Linked DNA regions of Homo sapiens: region 2 is linked to region 1. Evidence: chromatin contacts called from ENCODE Hi-C or POLR2A ChIA-PET data. All regions are on one chromosome and are shown on one strand. Each heading gives the region's core, a stretch centred on a gene start or an enhancer-like site at or near the end of the contact. The rest is flanking DNA. Distances are from core to core; before and after follow the strand shown. Region 1 holds the start of TCN1 (transcobalamin 1). Region 2 holds the start of OOSP4A (oocyte secreted protein family member 4A).

Evidence for each region. A loop is a pair of places that touch in the nucleus more often than their neighbours do. ChIA-PET counts read pairs that join two places held with the same protein, here RNA polymerase II (POLR2A).
Region 2: a map of Calu3 shows a loop between it and region 1 (2.7-fold over the local background). The contact joins the promoter of OOSP4A here to the promoter of TCN1 in region 1. A Hi-C loop is called at or near these places in 1 of 168 maps with a recorded cell type or tissue (Calu3). POLR2A ChIA-PET finds 5 or more read pairs at or near these places in 1 of 52 experiments (PC-9).

Annotation. Positions count from the first base shown.
Region 1 is chr11:59,863,179-59,870,035 of GRCh38, forward strand. TCN1 (transcobalamin 1) reads right to left here and starts at 3,309. Exons shown (of 9, transcript NM_001062.4): 1 at 3,214-3,309; 2 at 729-908. The coding sequence starts at 3,292.
Region 2 is chr11:59,958,726-59,965,337 of GRCh38, forward strand. It overlaps OOSP4A (oocyte secreted protein family member 4A), which reads left to right and starts at 5,308. Exons shown (of 5, transcript NM_001395277.1): 1 at 5,308-5,374. The coding sequence starts at 5,308. RefSeq lists an enhancer at 1,731-2,025.

The DNA.
Region 1 (6,857 bases), core at 2,059-4,558:
CTCTTCTTTATCCTCAAAGCAGAGCCTTTTAGAGCAGTACTGTATAAATGCAAACTAAATCTTTGTCTTTTCCATAAAAATCACAGAATCGTTTTGGAATCATACAATCCTTATGAAAGTGAAAAAGAGGAAAAATAGATAAACAACAAGATCTTGGGTTTTTTTTTCTTTGTGGTACCAGCTTGCTAGGATAGTAATTCTTGATTTTTAATGTTCTGCCTTTTAGAGTATCCAAACTCTCAGGATTCTCATAATTCTTATAATAATATTATGAGGTAGGTAAGAGTGGCTTCTTTTCCCCTTATACTAATTAGAAAACTGAGGCTCAGTATTAACATGACTGGTTCAAGGCCCACCCATACCTAGTTCAAATCTGGGTTGTTCCATGGTTGCCTTTCCATCACCAGCTTTCTTAGTTATGATCTGTATTCCCATGTGGTTGTGAACTAAGCTAGCTTATATAACAGCATTAATGGATAAAAATCCATAGCTTTTGTTTGTGGCTTCTTGAAGAAAAGTGGTTTTTAAGACCAAAAGAAGCAAGACCTAGCTCTAGGGTGAATGGCATGGGATTGTATTTTGGGCATGTTTCTGTTACCTCAAGTTTGGTACCATTAGAAGGGATGTAGCAGGGATACTTTGGATGCATAATTTTTTAGGATTAGTTGCAGATAATCTTTAAATAGGTAGATTTTTTTCTAAATCTTCCAGAATATACAGCAACTTACATCTGCTTTTCACATTGTATTTGATTTGTTGGATCATCTTTTGCATCAGGGTTTGGATCTGGATTCCAACAAGTTTGAGGGACAACACAACATTGACAGCGCTGGTTCCCCTGTTATAGTTTGACTGGATCATTGTATTCAACAGAGGTTTTAGGCGGATGTAGTTTTCTTCACTTACCTCTGTGGCAGAGAAGGAAGGAAATAAGAAACACATACTCAGAAAATAGTAAGACTTGCAGCAGGGGTTATATAAAAATATTTAGTAACAGATATGGCACAGACCTAGACCAATCCAGTGGCTGCAGACTGTGTTGGTGGAATAATACAAAGGTGGGTCTTGAACCCACCCCCATGCCAGACATTACTCCTTTAACAACCAACATGAAAATGTTTTAATATTTTAACAACTGGTGCAGACTTATCATTGTGTACTGGCAGACTCCTGCCTGGGAAATCTAGCATCATTCCCTAATTTTGTATATGAAGCTTAGATAGATTGTCCTTAAAGAAACTTCCATAATTGGAGGCTGAGCTGAAACTAGACTACATGTCTTCTGACTCTCAGTAAGCAGGACTTTCTACTTCCTGGATTCAGTTCTTTCCTTCTCCATCTTCTAAATCAACTGGGTTAATGTTGAGAAAATGCAGGTAATAATTCTGTGTTATACTGGTGATTGACCCCAAAACTTCATTGTCTGATTACCCAGCTGGCTGGGCATCGAGATCATTATTTAGCATTATGCAGCCTGTAAAAAACTCTCCAGTTTTAGCCTACAATATGCCCCAATTCCAGAGATGGAGGGAAGTCACATTATACTGTGGAAGTAGGAAAATCCATAGCTCCCAAGGAAATAGAGGAGAATAAAAAGATTTACTATTTATTTAAACACAGGACACTTTGTCAATGTATTTTTCCATAATCTTGAGGAGTAGCCCCAAATCCTACATATCTCCAGATTATCTAATGGATTAGTGGGAGAGTGAGAAGAACATGAGGTTTGGATTCAGATTTTGGCCACATTTTGTGCTCCTTAACTTATGACTGTGGATAATAACTTATGTAACTTGTTTTACTCTTAGTTTTCTCATTTAAAAATTGTGGCTGTTAACACTTACCTTACAGATATTGGACAAGAAACCACCGAATAAACTGTAAAATGCTGCACATACTATTATTTCCAGCTCAACTGGAGTTTTTATCACTATACTTGAGAATCAAGGAAATGTAATTTCTCTTGCCCAGTTTTCTTTACTTTAAAAGAATGAGTCAAGAAGATCTGAATAGAGTGATTGTAGAAAGGTCATGGTTTGTTGCAGACACAATGGAACAATTGTGAGTCAGTTCTCTGAGATTTTGTGGAACCATCCAGCTCAGCAGATTTTCTGGCCCTGAAACAGACTTTTTAGTTCCTGATCAACAACTCAAATCAGCTTCCTTGAGTCTCAAAGATAAATTTAATTATTATCATTATTATTTAAAATGAATTGAAAGCTAAAACCTACATAGCCATTCCCTATTCTTAGGATCCAACAGGGGAAATGTCAAGCCAAGAAGAAAAATCAGAGTCAGAAGAGTCTATGCTTTAGCCTGTATGTATACAAGCCTGTCTTCTGTGGTGTTCTCTTCTTACTGGTTAGAGAGCACAGATAGTACCACCTAGTAATCTTTGGACTGGTTTGAAGCTCAATTTCAGAGTAAAGTCTCACAAAAGAGAATTCATGCACTTGAGAACTGCACCAGACTTCATGAGATAATTTGCTTCAATAGTCTCCCCTCATTATCCTTTATTTATGAATGAAGCTAAAGAAATTCAGAAATGTTGGGTCATTCAATAACTAAGGGATCAAACTAAACCTGAATTTAGTTTTCCCTTCTCTTACTTTAAAGTTCTTTTACAGAACCACACAATCTCTGGGGTCAACACCCATGCAAGAGATGATGGAACTTTATCCCATGTGTCCTGGGAAAGAGTTGAAGGAAGGTGGACATGCAACTTGGAACATCTAAACTCACTCATGACAAGACAGCAGTCATCACTATTTGAAAGAGATTATTATTTTTTTCTATGTAGTTACAAGGGGTTAACCCAAAAATCATGCATTGAATTTCAGGGAAAAAAGATTGCATATCAAGACCAAAAGATAACTTTCCATGATCTAGAAAAGTTTCTGGGAGCATAAATTTTCTGTCATTGAAAAGTCACATGAATAGGGAGTTACTTGGTAGGGATGCTGTGCTAGAGAGGATCTGAGCATAGAAAGAGCAGTTAGGCAAGTGAATACACAATCTATAATTCCTCTTACAACAACATGCATTGTGAGACTTTCCTCACCATCTCCTGCCACCCTTTTCATCATTCATGGAGTCCAACCACATACGAAACTGGAATGGGATCTTTTCTCAGGTAACTCTACATAGAGTCTCTTGTCAACAGTTTTCAGTAGACTATCACTCTAGAGTAATTTTAGCTCAAAGTTTACTCACCACAAATCTCGCATAGTTGGCTTGGAATAAAAGAAAACAGTAAGAGCCCCACTAGGGGCAGCTGGTGTGACTGTCTCATCTCTCCAACAGTGTACCAGAATGTTGATGAATTGGCTGGCTATTTATTAAGTGATGGGCAGAAGGTAATGAGAGCTCCTCCTTCAGGTTGCCTCAGCCTCTTTTCACTCAAGCAAATATTGAGCAATGTCAGGAGGTGTGGTCAAGTGTATTTGTCCATGTGATGTAATAAATAAGGAAGAAGACTTGAAGGATGTGGTTAGGGAGAATAAGGCAATAACTTTCCTTTGTCTCCTGTCCTAAACCTTCGGGTTTCATATCTATTATTTGCCTTCCGTGCAGTGAAGATATATTAGGCAAATGACTGTTTCCTATAATCTTTCCTTTTTTTTCCGTTTCACTTTATGTTTTATGTTTCCTGATAAAGTAGATTTGATCATGCAAACACATACAACATATAAAAATGGAAGTAAAAGAAGACATCCAAATGGGAAGCAGGCATATGAAAAAGTGCTTGAAAAGGTGCTTAACATCATTGATCATCAGATAAATGGAAATCAAAGCTACAATGAGATATCCTCTCATCTCAGCTAAAAATGGCTTTATTCAAAACACAGGCAATAACAAATGCTGGCACGGATGTAGAGAAAAGGGAAGCCTTGTACACTGTTGGTGGGAATGTAAATTAGTACAATCACTATGGAGAACAGTTTGGAGCTTCCTCAAAAAACTAAACATAGAGCTACCATATGATCCAGCAATCCCACTGCTGGCTATATACCCAAAAGAAAGAAGACCAGTATATTGAAGAGATATCTGCACTCCCATGTTTGTTGCAGCACTGTTTACAATAACCAAGATTTGGAAGCAAGCTAAGTGTCTATCAACAGATAAATGAACACAGCAAATGTACATATACACAATGGAGTACTATTCAGCCATATAAAAGAATGAAATCCTGTCAGTTGTGACAAAATGGATGGAACTGGAGATAATTATGTTAAGTGAAATAAGCCAGGCACAGAAAGACATACATTGCATGTTCTCACTTATTTGTGGGATCTAAAAATCAAAACAATTGAATTCATAGAGATAGAGAATGAAAAGATGGTTACTGGGGGCTGGGAAGGCTAGTGGTGGGAAGGAGATGCGGAGGGTTAATGGGTACAAAATATTGGAAAGAATGAATAAGACCTACTATTGGTAGCATAACAGGGTGACTATAGTCAATAATAATTTAATTGTACATTTTAAATAACTAATAGTATAACTGGATTGTTTGTAACGTAAAGGATAAATGCTTGACAGGATGAATACCCCCTTCTCTATGATGTGATTATTACGCATTGCATGCCTGTATCAAAACATTTCATGAGCCCCATAAATATATACACCTACTATGTACCTACAAAAATTGAAATAAAAAAATTTAAAAACGGAAGTAAAAGTTGTAAGTCTGAAATTGAAGCAGGCAGTATTGGAGAACCCAGCACATGAGGGGATCTTTGGCATAGTGGTTTCCAAACTATGATTTTTCTCCTAAGATAGATTCCATGAGAGTTTCCTAACCAAGGAGGAAAACCAGAGAGCTATACATCAAATGTGAATTTCTGCCCTGCCAGGGCAGTTGCTACATGTGAGAAGTGTTGCCTATCACAGTTCTTCTGAGAACTATTAGAGAATACTGTCAGCCTAGCTAAGGATGTCATGACTTAATGAGCCACTATTTGCATTGTACCTCTGTGATGGTTAATTTTCTGTGTCAACTTGACTGGCACCTGAGTGCCCAGATTAAACACTATTTCTCGATGTATCTGTGAGGGTGTTTCCAGATAGGATTAGCATTTTAATTGGTGGACTCTGGAAAGTAGAATGCCGTCTCCAATGTAGGTGTGCATCAATCAATCTATTGAGACCCTGAATAGAATAAAATGGTGAAGGAAGGGGGAATTCACCCTTTTTTTGCTTCCTGCCAGCCTGTTTGAGCTAGGACATCTTATCTTCTCCAGCCCTCAAACTGAGATTTACACCATCGGCTCCCCTGGTTCTTGGGCTTTCAGTTTGGCCTGAATCACTCCACTGACTTTTACTGCATGCAGACAGTAGACTGTGGGACTTCTTAGCCTCCATAAGGGCATGAATCAACTCCTTGGAATAAATCTCTTTCTCTCTCTCACATATTTATATAAAACTTATGTGGAAACCACCATTCTACTCTCTGTTTCCATGTATTTGATAATTTTTAGAATCTACATATAAATGAGATCATAGTATTTGTCTGTGACTTATTTCATTTAGCATGATATTCTTCAGGTTCATCCATGCTGTCTCAAAGGGCACTATTTCCTTCTTTTTTATGGCTGAATACTATTCTATTATATAAATATAAATATATATATACACACACACACATATATGTGTGTGTGTATATAAATCACAATTTTTATCCCTTCATCCATCAACAGATATGTAGGTTGTTTCTATGTCTTTGATATTGTGAATAATGCTGCAATGAACATGGGAGTACATATTTTATATAATATATATTTTTGTTTGTTTGTTTGTTTGTTTGTTTGTTTTTGAGACAGAGTTTCTCTCTTGTCGCCCAAGCTGGAGTGCAATGGTGCAATCTCAGCTCACTGGAAACTCCACCTCCCGGGTCCAAGTGATTTTCCTGCCTCAGCCTCCAGAGTAGCTGGGATTACAGGTATCTGCCACCACACCGGCTAACTTTTCTATTTTTTTTTAGTAGAGACAGGGTTTCAACATGTTGATCAGGCTGGTCTTAAACTCCTGACCTCAGGTGATCCACCCACCTCAGCCTCCCAAAGTGCTGCGATTACAGGCGTGAGCCACCGTGCCCATTCGGGAGTACATATATTTCTTTGAAACACTGCTTTTGCTTCCTTTGGATATGTACCCAGAATTAAGATTGTTGGATCATATTGCAGTTCCATTTATAATTTTTTGAAGAACCACCACACTGTCTTCCATAATGGTTGTGCAAATTTACATTCTGCAAACACAAAGGATTCTCTTTTCTCTACATCCTCATCCATACTTTGTTATCTTTTGTCTTTTTGATAATAGTCACCCTAACAGGTATAAGGTGATGTGATTATTCTGATTTGAATTTCTCTGATGATTAGTGATATTGTGCATGTTTTCTCATGCCTGTTTGCCATTTTTATGTCTTCTTTGGAAAATGTTGAGGTCCTTAGCCCATTTTAAAATCAGGTTATTTGTTTTGTTTTTGTTTTCATTTTGCTATTGAATTGCATGGTTCTTACATATTTTGGATATTAATCTATTTTCAGATATAGGTTCGCAAATATTTTCTCAAATATTCCACAGCAACTTGGATGGAGCTGGAGGCAATTATTCTAAGCAACACAGGAGTAGAAAACCAAAAAAAATATTTTCTCACTTATTATTAACATTATTTCATTCCTTTTAATGGCTCAGTAGTAGAATTCTTCTATACCCAATTTGTTGAGAGTTTTTTTTTATCATGAAAGGATGCTAAATTTTTTTGATTGATTTTTTTTTTTTTGCTTTTTTTTTAATGTGCTGTTGAATTTGGTTTGCTAGTATTTTGTTGAGGATTTTTGCATCTATGTTTATTA
Region 2 (6,612 bases), core at 4,058-6,557, 98 kb after region 1:
AACATCAAACTCAAAACTATAAACACTTCGAAAGACAACCTAGGCAATACCATTCAAAACATAGGCACAGGCAAATATTTCATGACAAAGATGCCAAAAGCAATCGCAGCAAAAGCAAAAATTGACAAATGGAATCTAATTAAACTAACAAGCTTCTGCACAGCAAAAGAAACTATCAACAGAGTAAACAGCAAACAGAATGGGAGAAAATTTTTGCAAACTATGCATCTGACAAAGGTCAAATATCCAGATCTATAAGAAACTTAAACAAATTTACAAGAAAAAAACAACCCCATAAAAAGTGGGCAAAGTGCATGCGCCCAGCACTTGGGGAGGCTGAAGCAGGTGAATCACCTGAGGTCAGGAGTTCGAGACCAGCCTGTCCAACATGGCAAAACCCCATCTCTACTAAAAATACAAAATTAGCCAGGTGTGGTGGCATGTGCCTGTAGTCCCAGCTACTTGGGAGGCTGAGGCAGGAGAATCACTTGAACCCAGGAGGTGGAGGTTGCAGTGAGCCAAGATAGCACCACTGCACTGCAGCCTGGGTGACAGAACAAGACTTCGTCTCAAAAACAAACAAACAAAAAAAGAAGACATACATGCAGCCAACAATCATATGAAAAAAAGTTCAACATCACTGATCGTTAGAGAAATGCAAATTAAAACCACAATGAGACACCATCTAACACTAGTCAGAATGGCTACTATTAAAGAGTCAAAAAATAACAAATGCTGGTGAGGTTGTAGAGAGAAAGGAATGCTTATACACTGTTGGTGGGAGTGTAAATTAGTTCAGCCATTGTGGAAGACGGTGTGGAGATTCCTCAAAGACCTAAAGACAGATAAACCATTTGATCCAGCAATCCCATTACTAAGTATATACCCAAAGGAATATAGAATAATATATATTCTATTATAAAGACATGCATGTGTATGTTCATTGCAGCACTATTCACAATAGCAAAGACATGGATTCAACCTAAATGTCCATCAATGATAGACTGGATAAAGAAAATGTGGTACATATATACCATGAAATACTATCCAGTCATAAAAAAGAACAAGATCATGTCCTTTGCATGGACATGGATGGAGCTGGAGGCCATTATCCTTAGCAAATGAATGCAGAAAAAAAAAAACCAAATACCACATGTTATCACTTATAAGTGGGAGCTAAATGATGAAAACACATGAACACATACAGGGAAACAACACACACTGGGGCCTTTTGGAGGGTGGAGGGTGGGAAGAGGAAGAGGGTCAGGAAAAATAACCAGTGGGTACTAGGCTTAATGCTTGGGTGATGAAATAATCAGAACAACAAACCCCCATGACACAAGTTTACCTATGTAACAAACCTGCACTTGTACCCCTGAACTTAAAAGTTAAAAAATACACAAAAGGCCAGGTGCAGTGGCTCATGCCCGTAATCCCAACACTTTTGGAGGCTGAGGTGGGCAGATCACCTGAGATCAGAAGTTCGAGACCAGCCTGGCCAACATGGTGAAACCGCATCTCTACAAAAAATACAAAAGTTAGCCGGGCATGGTGGCCCTTGCCTGTAGTCCCAGCTATTTGGGAGGCTGAGGCAGGAGAATCACTTGAACTCAGGAGGTGGAGGTTGCAGTGAGTCGAGATCAGGCCACTGCACTCCAGCCTGGACGACAGCGTTAGACTCCATCTCAAAAAAATAAAAAAAAACACACAAAACAAAACAAATGAAATGTAAAATAATACAGCCACTGTGGGGGAGTTTGGCAGTTTCACTCCTAGGTTGTCATGTAAGGACTAATAGTTAAAGCCTGGTATCATGTTCTATCTCGGCATCTGGTGAAACTGGAAGGGCTATAAAGGCATAACTGCATATTTATCTCCCTCCTCTGCTCCTGAAGATAAGGTCCCCACTAAACAGCTCTGCTTATCAAGGAGACCAGATACAGTTCCTGCTTATCTCTCAACAGTGGGTTTCAGTTCCCTGGCAGCCTGCAGAATTATTCAAACAAGCCAATCATACGCTCCTGTGGGATCTAGGGGTCACCTCACCCTCTTGATATTACAAAGCTTATGTCCCAGAGTCCCTGGTTGTTCCCTCTGTTCCTAAGTGCGGTCCTCACGTGGACCTATGTGCTATGTGGTGTTCTCCTCTGCAGGGCTGTGAATGTACACAGCAATAAATTGCTTTGGATGCATCTGTTCAGTGTCAGGTGTTGTGTGTTTGGGTATAACCATAGCCCTAGGATAGGAATCTCTCCCTCAGCAGGGCGGTGAATAGGAGGCGATTAAAGCTGAGTCAAATACCCCAAATAATTGAAAACAGGAATTCAAACAAATGTTGAACAAGAGCTTTCAGAGTAGTATTATTCTCAAAGATGGAAACAACCCGAAAGTTCATCAATGAATGAATGACTAAAGAAAATGTGCTATACCTATACAACGGAATACTATACAGCCATAAAAAGAAATGAAGTACTGATTCATGGTACCATGTGAACTAAAAATAAAATTCTAGGCCTTCAACTGATTGAATGAACCCCCATCTTGGCCAAGAGGACCCCAGAGAAACCTTAAGAACTATGTTCCCAGACGTCATGGGGTGGGGGGTTGGACATGCCTTGTTACACCACTTCCCTTCTGTGGTTTAGACACAACACCTGACTAGTATTAATGCTAAAAAAGAGATCAGGCTGGGTGCAGTAGCTCATGCCTATAAATCCCAGCATTTTGGGAGGCTGAGGCGGGCAGATTGGTTGAGGTCAGGAGTTCGAGACCTGTCTGGCCAACATGTTAAACCCCATCTCTACTAAAAATACAAAAAAAAATTAGCCGGGCATGGTGGTGTGTGCCTATAATCCCAGCTACTCGGGAGGCTGAAGCAGGGGAATTGCTTGAACCAGGGAGGTGGAGGTTGCAGTGAGCCAAGATCGCGCCACTGCACTCCAGCCTGGGCAACAGAGTGAGACTCCGTCTCAAAAAAAAAGAAAAAAAAAAGATCATAAGGCTGACACAACAAACTCTTTGTGGCAATAACATACCAACTTATAAACAGGACCCAAGGCCATGCCAAATAATGGTTAAGTCACACACCCCTACACTTAAAGAATGAACTTTGTTCTAACTGCCACAAGGTTTTTCTTTTTCTTTTCCAGCAGCTAAACAAGCACTGGCCTTGAGATAAGCAATATTAAAACAATGACAGCTTGTCCACTGCCAGAGGCTAACTGACTCTCCTGTGCCATAAGCCATAACTACAGCTTTGACTGGACAAGGGACTCATTTCAGCAACTTTCTCCTGATAAGAGACAACTGAGCAAGAACTGGTTCTGGCCAGTTTACAGAGGTTGCACACTTGTATAACTTAGTATCCTGGAAAGACCTTTAGATGTACAGGGCCTAATTGTAATAGATTTAAATGTTAAGTCTCCACCGCAAAGTGAACATGGGTCATATATAACATGCATGTTTATTCAGCACTTATGTGTTAGAACCACGTTAGTGAATATTCATAGCTCCTCCTATAACCTGTTAAATACATATGCTTGGCCAACCCATTCAGCATAAATTCCCATCTCACTCCTCCCTCCCTGCAATGTGCCTGCCTTTCAGGCTTTGCTGGAGGCTATGCATCCCAGCCTGTTAGGATGGCCATCTTGCAGTCTGTAACCCTTTATAAGAAATAAAGCCTCTTTTATTTGTAAACAAATAAATAAATAGCATGATTTTTAAAGTTAAGAGTATGATTCAAGTTTTACAAAGTGTCCAGAATAGGTAAATCCAAAGAGATAGAAAGTAGCTTGGTGCTTGCCAGGGGCTGGGAGAAAGGAGGAGTGGAGGGTTGCTTAAGAAGTATAAGTTTTCCTTTGGGGCGATGATGAAAACATTTTGGAACTATAGGGGTGATGGTTTCACACATGTGTATGTGCCAAGTGCCACTGAATTATATACTTCAAAATTGCTAATTTTATGTGAACTTAACATTTACAAAATTAGTGGTTATTTCAACAGAGGAAAGCATGTAAGCTATTGGAATTAGAAATTCCAGTATTATTTTATGTACTTCTATGTAGTTAGCTATTTAAAATAACAATGTATTTATTCACCTCTTAAATAAGAAAACAGATAAGTATTTTCAAATAAAAACCACTGAAATATTCTTCATAAATTTAATCTACTGTAAGGTTCTCATTCCCAAATATAATTTAAGTGATAGATACCTTAACATAAAATCCTACTAATTTTAAAGAACATGCACTATAATAAAAACGTTTAGTAGAAAGGACTTTGAGATTTCTGATGTTCACAGATGTTACTTTTTGCTTCCTCGTTGTTACATCAGTTCATAATCCTGGAGATTCATATAGCTAAAAACAATTATTTTGTACTTAGAAGCTGAGGCAATCTATGTGATATGCTACACAATTTCTAAAAATAATTTATTAGGCTTTTACTTTTACTTTTTGAGAGGAAGTTTTTTGGAGGTTGGTTTCTGCCAAAAGGTATAACCAAGTGATGCTGTTATTCTTATCTATTATCCCTTTTTCTTACAATTTTTCATTACTAGATTTAATTGTCCAAAAATGCCCTTAGAGAATATTTCTTTAGATCTCTAGATATGTGCACATTCATAATAAAATGCTTGTAGGGAAAGCAAAATTAAACCAGAAAGCATTGTTTTGCCAAAGCTTAGACCACAGGTGTGTGGATTTGTTTACCTGAATCAAAACCTCCTGAAGCTGATTACAAGCACCGATTAGTGAGCGCATCTCGTCCCAGGTTTACTGGATCTGAATCATTGGTTGGGAGGTAGAGCAAAAGCTTTTTTATTTTTCTTTTTTCACAAGAACCCAGAGTGAATATAATATGCAATATTGCAATATTGTTAATCAATTCATAAATAATTCTTCTGTATCACCACTTGAATTTCTCAAATCATCTTGCAAAGCCCTACTTTAACAATTCAATAGACACATATCAAATATTATGTCAGACACAATTTCAGACACATCCACATGCTTGAGAAAAAAGACATGGTGGTAGGAGATGCAGCCTAGAACCACTTTCCATGTGTTCTTTCCTGAGTTTCTGATTTACCTTTCAATGGCAAAAACCGCAATTACTTTTGCGCCAACTTAATAACTTCAGCTGTGAGGACAAAAAGCCAAAACTATGCTAAGGGGTTCTCAGTGCTTTCCAGAATGATAAACCATCACCCACAGCTGAGGAGGCAAGAGGTTTATAAACACCTGTGGAGGCCCACTTCCCTAGGTTTTCTGTTTCCTGTGATACCTTGGGCTGGAATCTGAAGCAATGAAGATCTCTTGTGTGTTGGGAAAGCTCCTCATGCTTTTCGAGTTGATTCATGGTCTCCAAGATTGTAAGAAAAAGAGGGAATTTTTGGAGGTGGCAATTTCAATCAGCAGGGCTTTTTTTTTTTTTTTTTTTTAACATATTGTTGACTTTGGGAGTTTGTTTTTTTTATAACCTAGTGATCAACTGCTAATAACTAATGATCGCAAAGTTACAGCCAGACTAGTTTTATCTTTACCCCTGTACTTCCTCTTGAATTTTTCCTCTAAGCTGATCTCAAGGTGCTGTTGTTTTTTATTTTTTTTTACATGCAAAATATTTCCAGGTTCTTTCTCTGCTGGAGACTAGCTTGTTACTTTGCTGAATGTGAAATACTTACAGTGACTGGCAAAATCAGGAGAGACTGCCCAGTGCCTAAGAGAGGAGGTTACCTAGGTCTACATTTCTGGCCGTGGGGTATGAAGTTTGGACAGAGAGTAGTCAGCTGTATTCAATTGTATATGATTCTTTTCAGAGTTGAGGCTCTGAATAGATTTGGCATAGATTTTAATCCTGATCTGCCACTTAATAGTTACATGACCTTAAATTTATCCATGTGTAAATATGGGATAATAATAAAATTGACCATAGAAATGTACTGAAAATGAAGTAAGACCTCAAACCAAAATTTAACATAGTTGGCAATCAAAATTATCATCGGAGTAACTGCAGTATTATTTTGTTTCTGAATCCTTAGTGTCACATACTAATTAATATTTATTGGCTCAGATATTTTGATGCAAAATAAAATTTTAAGTGGAAGCACGTGATATATTTTTCTATTGTGTGCAGCCAAATGTAAAGCTTTTTCTTGTTTCTCCATTTCAGATAGATATCACTTACACCTAGATATATTTCAAACATGTATTCCTGAGACCTGTTAGTAAAATTTGAACAATCCCTAAAAACAAAGTGTGCATGTTGCGATATTTGACTTATTTAGCTTAGAAATTCTCAACTATCGCAAGGACAAAAATCCAAACACTGCATGTTCTCACTCATAGGTGGGAATTGAACAATGAGAACACATGGAGACAGGAAGGGGAACATCACACACCGGGGCCTGTTGTGGGGTGGGGGAGGGGGGAGGGGGGAGGGATAGCATTAGGAGATATACCTAATGTTAAATGACGAGTTAATGGGTGCAGCACACCAACATGGCACATGTATACATATGTAACTAACCTGCACGTTGTGCACATGTACCCTAAAACTTAAAGTATAATTAAGAAAAAATTCTGAAGAAGTACTTCTACGGTTTTTCCA